Linked DNA regions of Mus musculus: region 1 is linked to region 2. The links are chromatin contacts, found by Hi-C or POLR2A ChIA-PET in ENCODE. All regions are on one chromosome and are shown on one strand. The core of a region is the stretch at or near the end of the contact, and the rest is flanking DNA. Distances in the headings are between cores, read along the strand shown. Region 1 has its middle 49 kb from the start of Il1rl2. Region 2 holds the start of Il1rl2 (interleukin 1 receptor-like 2).

What was found. Hi-C counts contacts between places; a loop is a spot of excess contacts on that map. ChIA-PET counts read pairs that join two places held with the same protein, here RNA polymerase II (POLR2A).
Region 1: a loop to region 2 is called in a map of heart, with 2.0 times the contacts of the local background. The contact joins the enhancer-like site here to the promoter of Il1rl2 in region 2. A Hi-C loop is called at or near these places in 1 of 37 maps with a recorded cell type or tissue (heart). POLR2A ChIA-PET finds 5 or more read pairs at or near these places in 1 of 5 experiments (Patski).

Annotation. Positions count from the first base shown.
Region 1 is chr1:40,370,916-40,376,998 of GRCm38, forward strand. No RefSeq gene overlaps it. Among named protein-coding and RNA genes, the nearest start is that of Il1rl2, 49 kb to the left of the region's middle. Within about 2 kb of position 4,509, at least 1 of the 3 ENCODE cell types and tissues checked has a DNase peak (open chromatin) inside an H3K27ac peak, as active enhancers do.
Region 2 is chr1:40,321,146-40,326,600 of GRCm38, forward strand. It overlaps Il1rl2 (interleukin 1 receptor-like 2), which reads left to right and starts at 3,444. Exons shown (of 11, transcript NM_001356478.1): 1 at 3,444-3,604; 2 at 5,344-5,413. The coding sequence starts at 5,350.

The sequences.
Region 1 (6,083 bases), core at 3,259-5,758, 51 kb after region 2:
TGTCTCTTCCCCATATTCTATGAGCGAGGCAGGGTCCAGGCTGCCTAACATTCCTGATAGCTGTTGTCCTGTCCCACTGAGGGAAGCACCACCGTCCTTCTTGACCGTCCTGAATATTCATGACATTTCCTTCCCAATGGCCTCTTACCACTGACTTGCCCAATTGCTTGCTCTTGGTTTTGCAGGGCATTCCTGGCAAGTGTATGCTAAAGATGGCTGAGGTGCCAGCGTCGACCTTCATTGTCACCCATCCTGACAAGCCGTGTCATAAGAGTGTCTGCGGGAGATATCTCAAATAGACAGCCAACATTGACAGTGCCATCTTGCTTGGAGCTCCCAAACATGAGGCTGGGTAGACAGCACCAGACAACTGTATCCTCACTCACCCTTGAGCTCTTCACCCTTGAGCAGCCCAATCTCCTTCTGACTTTTGGGCCCTTACAAGCTGTGATTCCAAATGAGCTGTTCAGAAGCCTTATAAGCATCTGCCTCTGCACTGTCATTTTTTCCATGCGTACTCACAGTGAAACTTGGAATTTTCCCCCACAGGACTCTGTTGCTTCCAGAGCTTCTGTAGCTGAGTTCCAGAGGCAGTGGTGGTGAAGAAAAGCCTAAAGTATCTCTTGTAGTGTGATCCTACGCCCGTTGATGACTTGATTTTGTTCTGCTTTGTTCTGTCCACTGGATTCTAAAACCATCAAGTAGAAAATTCCAGAAGTAAAGAGTTGCTAAGTTGTTAAGCTTCATGCCACTCTTAGTATGGTAATGGCATCTTGCACGGCTGTGGCCGGGACATGAACCGCCTCTTTGTCTAAAGTATCCACATTGTATATGTCACCCACCAGTTAGACGCTCAATGGTTTGAGCTCTTGTAACTATTATTTCACTTAGTGATGCCTCCAAAGTGTCAGCATAGTCGTGCTGGTAGTTCAGGTTTGTACTGGCTAGTTTTGTGTCAACTTGACACAGCTGGAGTTATCACAGAAAAAGGAGCTTCAGTTGAGGAAATGCCTCCATGAGATACAACTGTAAGGCATTTTCTCAATTAGTGATCAAGGGGGAACCATCTCTTGGCTGGCAGTCTTGGGTTCTATAAGAGAGCAGGCTGAGCAAGCCAGGGGAGGCAAGCCAGTAAAGAACATCTCTCCATGTCCTCTGTATCAGCTCCTGCTTCCTGACCTGCTTGAGTTCCAGTCCTGACTTCCTTTGGTGATGAACAGCAGTATGGAAGTGTAAGCCGAATAAACCCTTTCCTCCCCAACTTGCTTCTTGGTCATGATGTTTGTTCAGGAATAGAAACCCTGACTAAGACAAGGTTCTTCCTATAAATGTCATCCCATCATCCCGAGATGGGTCAGTGTAGCCAAGTTCAAGCTCAGGAGAGCTCACAGTCATGTGACTCTGGCTGAAGTATATCTTTATAATTGTCAGGTATTGTTATTAATCTCTTACTGCATCAAAAGTTTAAGTTAAGCTGCATCATAGGAACATTCATAGAGTAAATGGATATGTGTGTATGTATGTATGTATGTATGTATGTATGTATGTATGAATATATATGGTTTGTTATTATTCTCAGTTCTAGTCTCCATTGGGGACTCTAGGATGAATTCCTCTTGGATAAGGAGTATTTATCTGCCTAAAATAGGGAGACCATCAGCTACCCCATCAAAAACTATGCTGAATCCCAGGGGAAGGCTGGTGGAAGAGAGCTGAGGATTCTTCACAGCCAAGCTACTGTCAGTCAACTGTGCATGTGAGGCAGCTCTTCAAACCTTTCTGCTACCTGGTGCACATGATTTTAATCCTGCACCTCAGTCAGTGGTGAGAGTGACGCCCTCATGCCCGGTGGCTGGGGATGCAAACTCCTGCATCCATTATGGAAACCAACATGGAAGGCTCCCTCAAACCAATAAAACACCCTAACAAAAACAATGAAGCCCAAGCAGGCCTACCACATGACCCAGGTGTCTCACTCCTGGGTGTACACACCAGGAAATCTCTGTTAGCACACTCGAGACATACTGATACATCTCTGTGGATGCACTGTTTACAGTACCCAAGATACAGAAGCAACTTGAATGTGTGTGAACAGAAGAGGAGGAAAAAAATGTGCTCCGTACACTAAGGGAACTTTGTTCTGCTGTGAAGAATGAAATCATGTCATCTTCAGGGAAAGGATAGAACTGCAGATTCTCATGCTTTGCAGAATAATTCAGACCCAAGGGACACACAGCACATGTTTTCTCTTAAGTGCAGAATTTGTGTTTTAAGAACGTGAGTCATAAAGTGTCAGGGAGGCCTCCAAGGGCCATGGGTGTGTGCTGAACGGAGTAGGAAAAAGAAGATGGGGTAATCTATAATTCTCTTTTACACACAACATATACAACATGAAATCAGAGTAGGAAGCATTCTAGGGGTGACTAGCAGGCAGAGGGAAGGAACAGAAGAGGGTTTCAGATGGTGAATATGAGTGAAGTATAACGATAAACATATATGAAAATGGATGAAACCCAATACTTTGTTTGCTAACCAATAGTTATCTCAACATTTAAAATGTAACAAGATGGTAAAGATGAAGGAGTGGGGGTGGTGAGACAGATCAGAGTGTAGGCTTAGATTTTTCAAAACCTACTTTGATAAGGGTTCTTAAATGCTTTGATCTCCCTTCTAGCCCACCAACCAAAGGAGGGGAGAGATGTTTAATAGAACAAGGCGGGGTGTAGACATGTTTAGAAGTAGTTCTTTGGGGCGATACAATCTTTGTTGTCAGGATCTCAGCAGTCCAGTCCAAAATACCAAACATGAATTGGTAGCAGTAGCTCAATCAGAGAAGCGGCAAGAAGCAGCCGGAATACCAGAGACAAGTTCTTTGGTGCTTTTCTCTCCAGGAAGTCAGCACAAGCAAGGATCATGTAGACCAGGAAAGCCTTGCAAGGGGAACCAATGCGAACTGTCTGCTGGGTTCCACTTTTACTCTTTCCAAACACCCTGTGTCCTCCAAGTGTCGTCTGCCTCAGCAAAGATCCTCTCAGAAGACAGTTTTCAGACATGCATCACATGACACAAGTGAGTCTCCAAAGAAACCAGAAATTTCCACTCCATCAGAGGGTGAAGGTGCTTTTCTGCATGGTGACTGGCATGCAGAAGCTAGGTAGGATGGAAGGAGAGAACCAACTCCACAAAGATGTCTTGCTCCACACACACGCACACACGCACACACACGCACACACACGCACACACACGCACACACACATACACACACACACGCACACTGCTGTGTGTCCAAAGCCACACACACAAACACACACACACACACACGTGCACACCCCCACACACATACACACACACATGTACACACACACACACACACACACACATGTACACACACATGCATACACACATACACACACACACACACACACACACACACACACACACACACACTGCTGTGTGTCCAAAGCCGAAATGGAGGTGTAGCTGAGAGAGGTAAGCAACTCAGAGAGGGGACCTGACAGGAAAGTCTTAGCCCCTCTTACTCTGGAGTGACTAAGTCAGTCACAAAGCCACTTTCTTGTGACCTCTTCACTATGATCTGCCCATGAAAATGGCTTGAGATGACATTGATGTTCACTCCATAGGGGCTCCAGGCAAGTATGGGCTTTCCTTGAAAGATCAACTGGAATTAAAAAAATCTATATTTATGTCTATATCTATGTCTCTCTATAGACATAAAGACATGTCTATATAGACATCTATAGGTGTATAAATATCAGAAATATCTATGTATATCAGATATATGTCTGTCTATATATTATCATATATATCAGATATCTGTATCTTTAAGTATAATGTATATCTGTACCTATATAGATATAGATCAATCTATGTATCAATCAGTTATCTATCTGTCTATCTATCTATCTATCTATCTATCTATCTATCTATCTATCTATCTATACATCTATACATGTAAGCCAAGTGTGATAGTGTAGCCTGTGATCCCTCTGCTCGAGAGGCTGAGGTGGGGGGTTGGGATGGGAGCTAAGGGTGGTTAGGTAATGAAACCCTATCTTGAGAAAGCAAACAACAGACAAACAAAAGATACTTACATAAAACCTCTTGATTAGCCAATGATGCCACCGGGAGACCAGAGTGGGACCTATATGTGAGGGCTCAACCTGAGCTTCTTCTACTCACGTGTGGAACCCTGCAGTGATCCCATGTCACAGCTGACCTTTCCCCAGATCTTGGCCCTGTTTCCCGTTTACAAACTTTCTCCCATTGCGTGCTCTTCTGGCGAGTGGATGCAGGATGTGTTTAAAGATGAAGAAAGTGGAGAGTTCCTTTCTGTTCTTGGCATAACAAATACACAGAGTTGGCTTTGTGTCCTGGCACGGAATACTGCTGGGTGTTGGGACTCAATGGCCAGGGCCTTCTCAACTCAAGTGTAGTTAGTTTTTCTGGGCCATTGAAGGTTGGGACACAGTGTGCACACTCTGAGCCTCACATACCCAGAATGCATCTGGAGACCCTGCTGGTTGCCTTAATGAGAGAACTCCACAGCTCCCTGGTTATCCATGGCAAATTCCTGATTTGGGAAGGGCTCCAGAGTCCTGGGTTTCTCCCCTTCACTGGACACTCAGCTGCTACTTACTGCTGTTGCCTAACCACTCCTGAAAGGGCGGACCATGAGAAACGGAGCCCACCAGTGCCCCGTCGCAGGTTTTAGACTTGGAAGCAGAATTCCCTGCTCTCACCCTGAGATGTGTACAGCTCTGCCTTCAAGCAGCTCAGGAAAGGAGGCTGCATCTCTAGGTCATTCTCTAGGTCAGACTTTAGCAGGGCTTGAAATAGAGTATACACAAGTGAACACGGCACTGGGTTGAATACATCTCGTGTTACTGTCTCGCTTTCCTCTTGTATGCTGTTTCCAGCTGCAGGGTGAAGCTGTGTTTGGGGCTTCAACACACAGTTTGTCTTGCTCCCTGCCACCACCCCCATAGCCCAAATCCTCTGGCTGGACAGGGAAGTGGGAACATCATATGGGCTTTGATCCTTGGAGTATGCTGGAGACCTGGGACTGGGTGGTGTTCCCCCCCCCATATTTCCTTAGTGAAAAATTAAACTATAATTGTGAAAATGACATGTATCCCCTCAATAAGAATCTGTCCTCACATTTGAAAACAAAACAAATGTTCATGATTGGCCCCCATGTGAAAAATCACAATTTTTGTCTATTTAGCCAGAACTGATTTCTAATCCAACCAGTTTGGATAGTGAGGTCATTTTCACCTGGTCTTTACTATAGTGTCAGGGGTGCCATCTCAACAGCTTGGTAAGACCTGTAGACCTGCAGAAATCTAAGGCAGACTAGCAGGAGGCAGCCAGGAAGCCAGCTCAGGAACCCCTCACCAGAATTCTTGCAAATGAGCACTGTGCATGGAATAGTTTCAAGGGGCCACAGAGAAGAACCAAACTTATGCAGTTTACAGGAAAATGGAGGCAACCGGAGGTCATGGTGCTCAGGGACAGAATGACAAATGTCATGGACTTTCTCTCATATGGGACCCAGATTTTGCAAAGGGATGTGATGCAGAAAGGCAGAAAGGGGACTCTGTGGGAAGATGAAGGCAGGGAAAAAATGGTCCACACTTCATAATAAGAGTCCCGGGGGGCCCTCACTTCATAATAGACATCTTGGATGCACAGAGTTGTGACACTGAAGCAATACAGCCTCCAACCTTGGAAACTGGAGCATCAGTCCAGAGAAAGGATAAAAAAGACAGCCTGCAGACTGGGTGCAGGACAGTGGTATTTATATTCCCCAGTTCTTCAGGGCGATACAAACTTTCATAATGTCTAGTATTGTTCCCTTTCCCATCCTATTGGCTCAGGACAACAAGTCTCATCAGTTAATATCCTGGCACTTGACTTTCTCTCCTTGTCTGGTTTGAGGAGCCTGTAGCATGCAGCAGACTGCCCGTGACCTAGGCTGAACCCCACAGCGCCCAGCCAAGCAGGCACCAGCTGTCAGGAAGGGAGGGAACATAGGGTCCTAGTGTCCCCCGGCTCATCTGTGG
Region 2 (5,455 bases), core at 2,194-4,693:
CTTGGCCCTCTGGATTTTCTTTCCCCTAGTTTTTAGATAGGCAGAACCAAGCCACCCTTTCCAAAGTCACTTGCTCCTCTCCCTGATAGTTTGCTTGGTGTGGTTACAGAAGGACAGTAGCTCTTCCGGTTCTTGGCTGACTACATTCCACAGAGACTGTGCGGCTCTCTCACACACAGGGTTGCAGTGTTGGGCACACACCTAGAAATCACTGTGAGTGTGAGAGTCAAAACCGATGTCCTTTGAAATGAATGCTTCTTTATTAGTTAAGTATTAATGTTTAAAAGCTTTACTTACAAGTACCTGGGCTATGGGACTGCCTTTGCTCCCGATTCATGCCAACCTTCATTAATGGCCAAGTGTGCTGAGACAGGAGCCAGGTCCTCTAACTCCCAGATAACTAGTTACCCTTTCTAACCATCTTCTTTCTGCAGATGACATTGGAGAGGAATAAATGCAAGTCCTTTTATTTTTGATAAGGACATATGTCCGAGTTAAGTTTGAAAAGGTAGCCCCAGGAGCATCAAGAGTAGATAAGGATTTAGGGTGTTAATGTACAAGCAGAATGAGTTGCAGCACTGGTTGGCACCAGAACTTGCCAGCAGCTCCAGGGCCCTGTGACTAGGAGCCAGCACCACTTGGAAAGTGTCAGGGCAGATGGCTTCCTGCTTGCCAGGCTGGAAAGACCAGGAGACATCAACTACTGACTACTGGCTGAGTATCCTGAAGATCTGTTTGCACCTCTACCTCTAGTTATATGTTTTGAAGAGAAGTGTCATCGAGGAATCATAACGAGGTTAGATAGATGGACAGCCGTCTGGAAAACTAGCTTCCTCTTTCTATGGACCCAGAGGAACAAGACTCCTGACGGAGGCCACACTGCCAGGCTTCCTTTTTCTAGAAGGGGAAATGATTTGCTAATAGGACTTTAGTTTGTAGTGGGAGCTCTTGGAGGCAGTGGGTTTCTTCAAGCCCAGGCTAAAGGACTCCTGGATGTGTGCACTCGTGGCTGTGACTGTAAAGAATCACACAGTAATCATTAACTTCTGAGGCTCTGTGGTGCTGGTTATCGTACCAGGCGGCACCCCATGTATTTGCCGCTCTACCCAACACATATCCAGATTTTAGGTTCTACCCCAATGTATGGTTTGTGGGTCTCTAAATTTCATGTTAGACAGAAGTTGAGAAAGTGCTGAGATTTATGTCATAACCATATAGGTCAAAACAGAAAGGCCAAAGGGAGTATCTTCCTCTGGTATCTGTGGAGAGGTTGCCTGACTGAGCAACCAAGGCGCACATGCACATAGCCAACACAGATGAACACACATAATTAAACATAGTCAAAGTAAAACTTAAAAAGTAGAAAGAGAGAGCTCTTGCCCCAGACATCTACCTGTTGGCCCTAGAATATGGAGACGGACAGAGCTTCCTCTCCAAATCAGAAATACCTTGTCAGAGCTGGTAATGACCTGGGGCCAGGGCCTTGGGGGGAGCTGTGACCTCAGATCCTGAGATCTCAACTCTTCTGACTGTATGGAGTTATTGGTTATCAGTCTCAAGGCCATTGTATGCATGGCCTATATATAGTATTCTCCAGAAACCCTGTGTTCCTCTCTTGCAACACTGTTTGATTAGCTTCCTGCTGACTTTGTCCCGTTGTCGGGTAGCTTCTTTGGACACCCCCATTTCTCCCCTGGAAGTTGTACATCAAATAATGCTGTACTTTTTAAATAAGCTTGCTTGGCTCAAGCCATAGCTTGTACAAGACCTCCAGATCCCAAACTTTTTTTTTAAATCTTCTCTCTCTTCTATCCTCTTTATCTTCTGATCTCCTGGTTCTCTCTCTCTCTCTCTCTCTCTCTCTCTCTCTCTCTCTCTCCCTCTCTCCCTCTCTCCCTCTCTCTCTCTCTCTCTCTCTCTCTCTCTCCCCTGTTACTGAAGAAGGGCTTGCTGGTCTAGGCCCTAACCCCCACTCTCTGTGTCTCAGGGGAACACAGCAGCCATGAGCTCAGTAGCACACACCGACTTGCCCTGCCTTTGTGTATTATTAGATCTACTCTTTCCCCATGCAACTCCCCCGCCCCCATGCCTTCACCCTGCCATTCCTCTTCAGCTCTATGTGCACCTGGTTTGAAAACCTGTGCTGTTCCCTTAGTGCTTTGCGCTTTAGGCTGTCTTTAGTGGTAAGGGTACCAATTCCGGGGTGAGGAGGAATTAGTGTGAGATTATATTTTTCCTGATTTAAACATTGTAATATCTTTTAATTTTGCCTATAATAATGGCAGCCATTGTATTGTCGTTCCCAGGCCCCATGTGATCTAGCCACACCTACTTCCATACTTCAGTTTACCCAGCTCTCCCCTCTGCTGTGTGGCAATCACTCTCCCTTCATTTCAGTTTTTTTTTTTGGAGTGTCCCAAACTCGGTCCTTCAGAGACTTTGTACTGACGGTTCATTCTGTAGGGATGTAAATGGCTGTTGCAGAAGATCAGACTTTGGTCCCCAGAACCCATATCAGGTAACTCACAAACACCTGTAATTCCAGCTCCAAGGGAGCCGACACCCTCTTCTGGACCCTATGGTCACCTGCAGTCACATGCACATAGCCAGTGCAGATGCACACACATAATTAAACATAGTAAAAATAAAACGTAAAAAGTAGAAAGAGAGAGCTCTTGCCCCAGACATCTACCTGTTGGGCTCCAGGCCACTGCTCAGGAGAAAGGCTGTGCCTTATCATATTCTTTCCACCTGTCTCCTAACTGTATTTCATATCTTATGTGCTTCCTAATAGTTGAATATCTCTTTTAAAAAAATGTTATTTACCAGAAAATCATGGTGGCAAGCTGTTGAAGGGCTCATGTCTCTAAGCTGTCTTCCCAACACTCAGTGTGCCATCGGACACATTCGGATGCCTTTAATATTTGGCAAGAACATGGGGCATCAGAATCCTTCTCTAGAGAATGGTGTCATGGAATAATCAGTCAGAGGTTTGCCAACGCAGACGAGGGCACACCTACCTAATGATCCAGGAGCTTCTCTCAGACGTGTAAGAGACATTGCCAGGATTGTCGCGGCAACATTATGTATAATAATTAGCAAAACGTAAAAAAAATGGGACAACCAAAATGGCTAAGGGAGAGAGACACGTCGGTTGCTCATGCTCACAGGATGGGGCAAGCCTTTATTGAGAAGGACCACACCTCAAATGTTTAAATCCCGCAAGTATAATGCTTTTATTAAAAAGTAAGTTATGTAAGTGCACAGTATAGTAAATTTTATACAGTGACTAGGAAATCTTATGTAAGAATATCTTACATTGCTTAAGGAATTTCCTGCTTCTCCCTCTCTGCTCTCCACCCCCACACACCACTCAGACACACACAAAGGGAGGGGGAGGGGAGAGAATAAGCACCAAGCTGAAGACTGGGAGTTTGGGTTTGGGCGGACAGAGACCGGAAGCTGGGAGATGATGGCTTCTGATGTTTGTTGCTTACGCGACACAGCTTGTTTGGAATTATGTGGCCCTTGACAACTGCGTGGCACACACTTCAAGATACAAAAGTGAGAAGAAGAGGGGGGTCACCAGAGGAGACTGAAGTCAGTAAGTTTCTACCAAAGCTGGGTTTCTTCTGGCCACTCCAAACAAAGCTGAAATTGTCCTTCAGACCTCTGTGAGTACAGTCTCAGTTCCTTCCGTAGTTCTCTGGGAGGTTCTGCGTGCACACACGTGATAGTTTTGTGTTTTTATTTTTAAAACTTCAATCAGTTTTGTCTTAATTTTATATATTACTGGGGTTTGGTGCGCACTAATTGAACCCAGCTTCTTTTCACCGGCTTCATCCACCCACCCCTGTAATCTCTCTTCTACATCTTAGCTTCCTGTTTGTTTAATTTCCGTATAGGTAGGACGTTTCTTCTGTTTCTCATTCCGCTTAACGTCGTGGTTTTTGTTTTTGTTTTCCCTGAAAACTCACTATCCCCATATCTGTTCTGTATCCAGAACTAATGATTGATTCCTCATGCATCAGCAGACTTACTCAACACAGAGATCATCCCAGAATTGTAAGGCAGAGTGCTTCTGCCAAGGGACAGTACTCGGACAGACACGTGTACATCTTAACTTTGTGAACCTGGGACAGCTAGTCAGACTGACGCTGTGGTTGTTTTCAAAGTCTTACAGTTTCTAATCCACAAAGACTCCGAGGGATGCCCACTAAGAAGCTGTTGGTCTGACAGCGTTTGCCGCCACTGCTCTTCTCAGTGCCTAGTGGGGTCTCCAGTGTCTCTGGCGCAGGAAGACAGGTCCGAGCAAGCATTACTTTATGGCAAGTTTAGACTGACTGTATCGGTGCTCAACCTGTCGGGAGTCTGCTTTACCTAAGATCTGGCACGAGGACGGGGCTGGGGTGGGGTTAATGCCTTTTCTCAGAAGCGCTTCCACCTCTGGAATAGTCCATTTTAGGACAGTGCTGGGTGTGTAAGAACCGCTCAGATAGTGTTTGGAAAGGATATAATAATTTTTAGCGATGATCTGGAGCATATTTAAGCCGACATTCCTGATAGATGAACGTGCTGGCCTGGGATCAGGAAAAAAAGACTGAACGATTTTCGAAGGACGGATTATTTCTGTCCTGCTCCACTTGGGGAAGGTGAGTCTGTTCCGCCCGCGGCGGAGAAGCGATGCCCAAGGTGCAGAGTGCGGTGACCAACCAGGATTCGGTCCCCAGAGTGGTTCCCGCTCTGCTCCACGAGACCCAGCGCTCTGAGACCCCATAGGCAGGTGGAGCAAGCCCGGGGCAGCCGGAGCGGAGGGAGTTAGCGATCAATAGTCACTGGGGCGGCTAGAAGACTCCGACCTGGAAAGTGGGCCGGGACTTGGGTCAAACTCTGGGATTCCTGCTCTCCCTTGCCCTTTCCAGGTGGGCCAGCACTTACCGCTCAGCCAGCGAGCACATAGGGTTACAGGGGAGCCCCTCCGACCCATGCGATCCCAGATGCACGCTGGGCGGGTCCACAGTCTGCTCTGGCTGGGGTTCAGTCTCCTGGCCCTGGCTTGATCCAAGTGCCAGCACATCTGGCCCTGTCTCCCAACTCCCCACCAGTCCCCTTCACAGGCCAGTCGGCGTTTACTGGCTTCTGAAGGTCTGGTGTAATGGAGATGGGGAAAGGCTGGCCTTGGAACGGAGGGAGGCCAAGTGGAGGGCTCCCCATGCAGAGGGGAAGGAAGGCCAGTGACCTGAACTGGGACTGACATTCTGGATTCTCTAAAATTGTGTGCGGGAAGGTACCAGCCTCACTGCATCCCTTACTTCTACCATTGTCCTCTCTTTTCCTTTGTAGCCTGAGATGGGGGTTACATCTTTGCTCTTCTGTGGGGTGTTTTTCCTGCTTCTGCTTTTCGTGGCAGCAGGTAAGTTCTGCGGGTCTGTGAGTCCTTGTATCCCAGAGACCT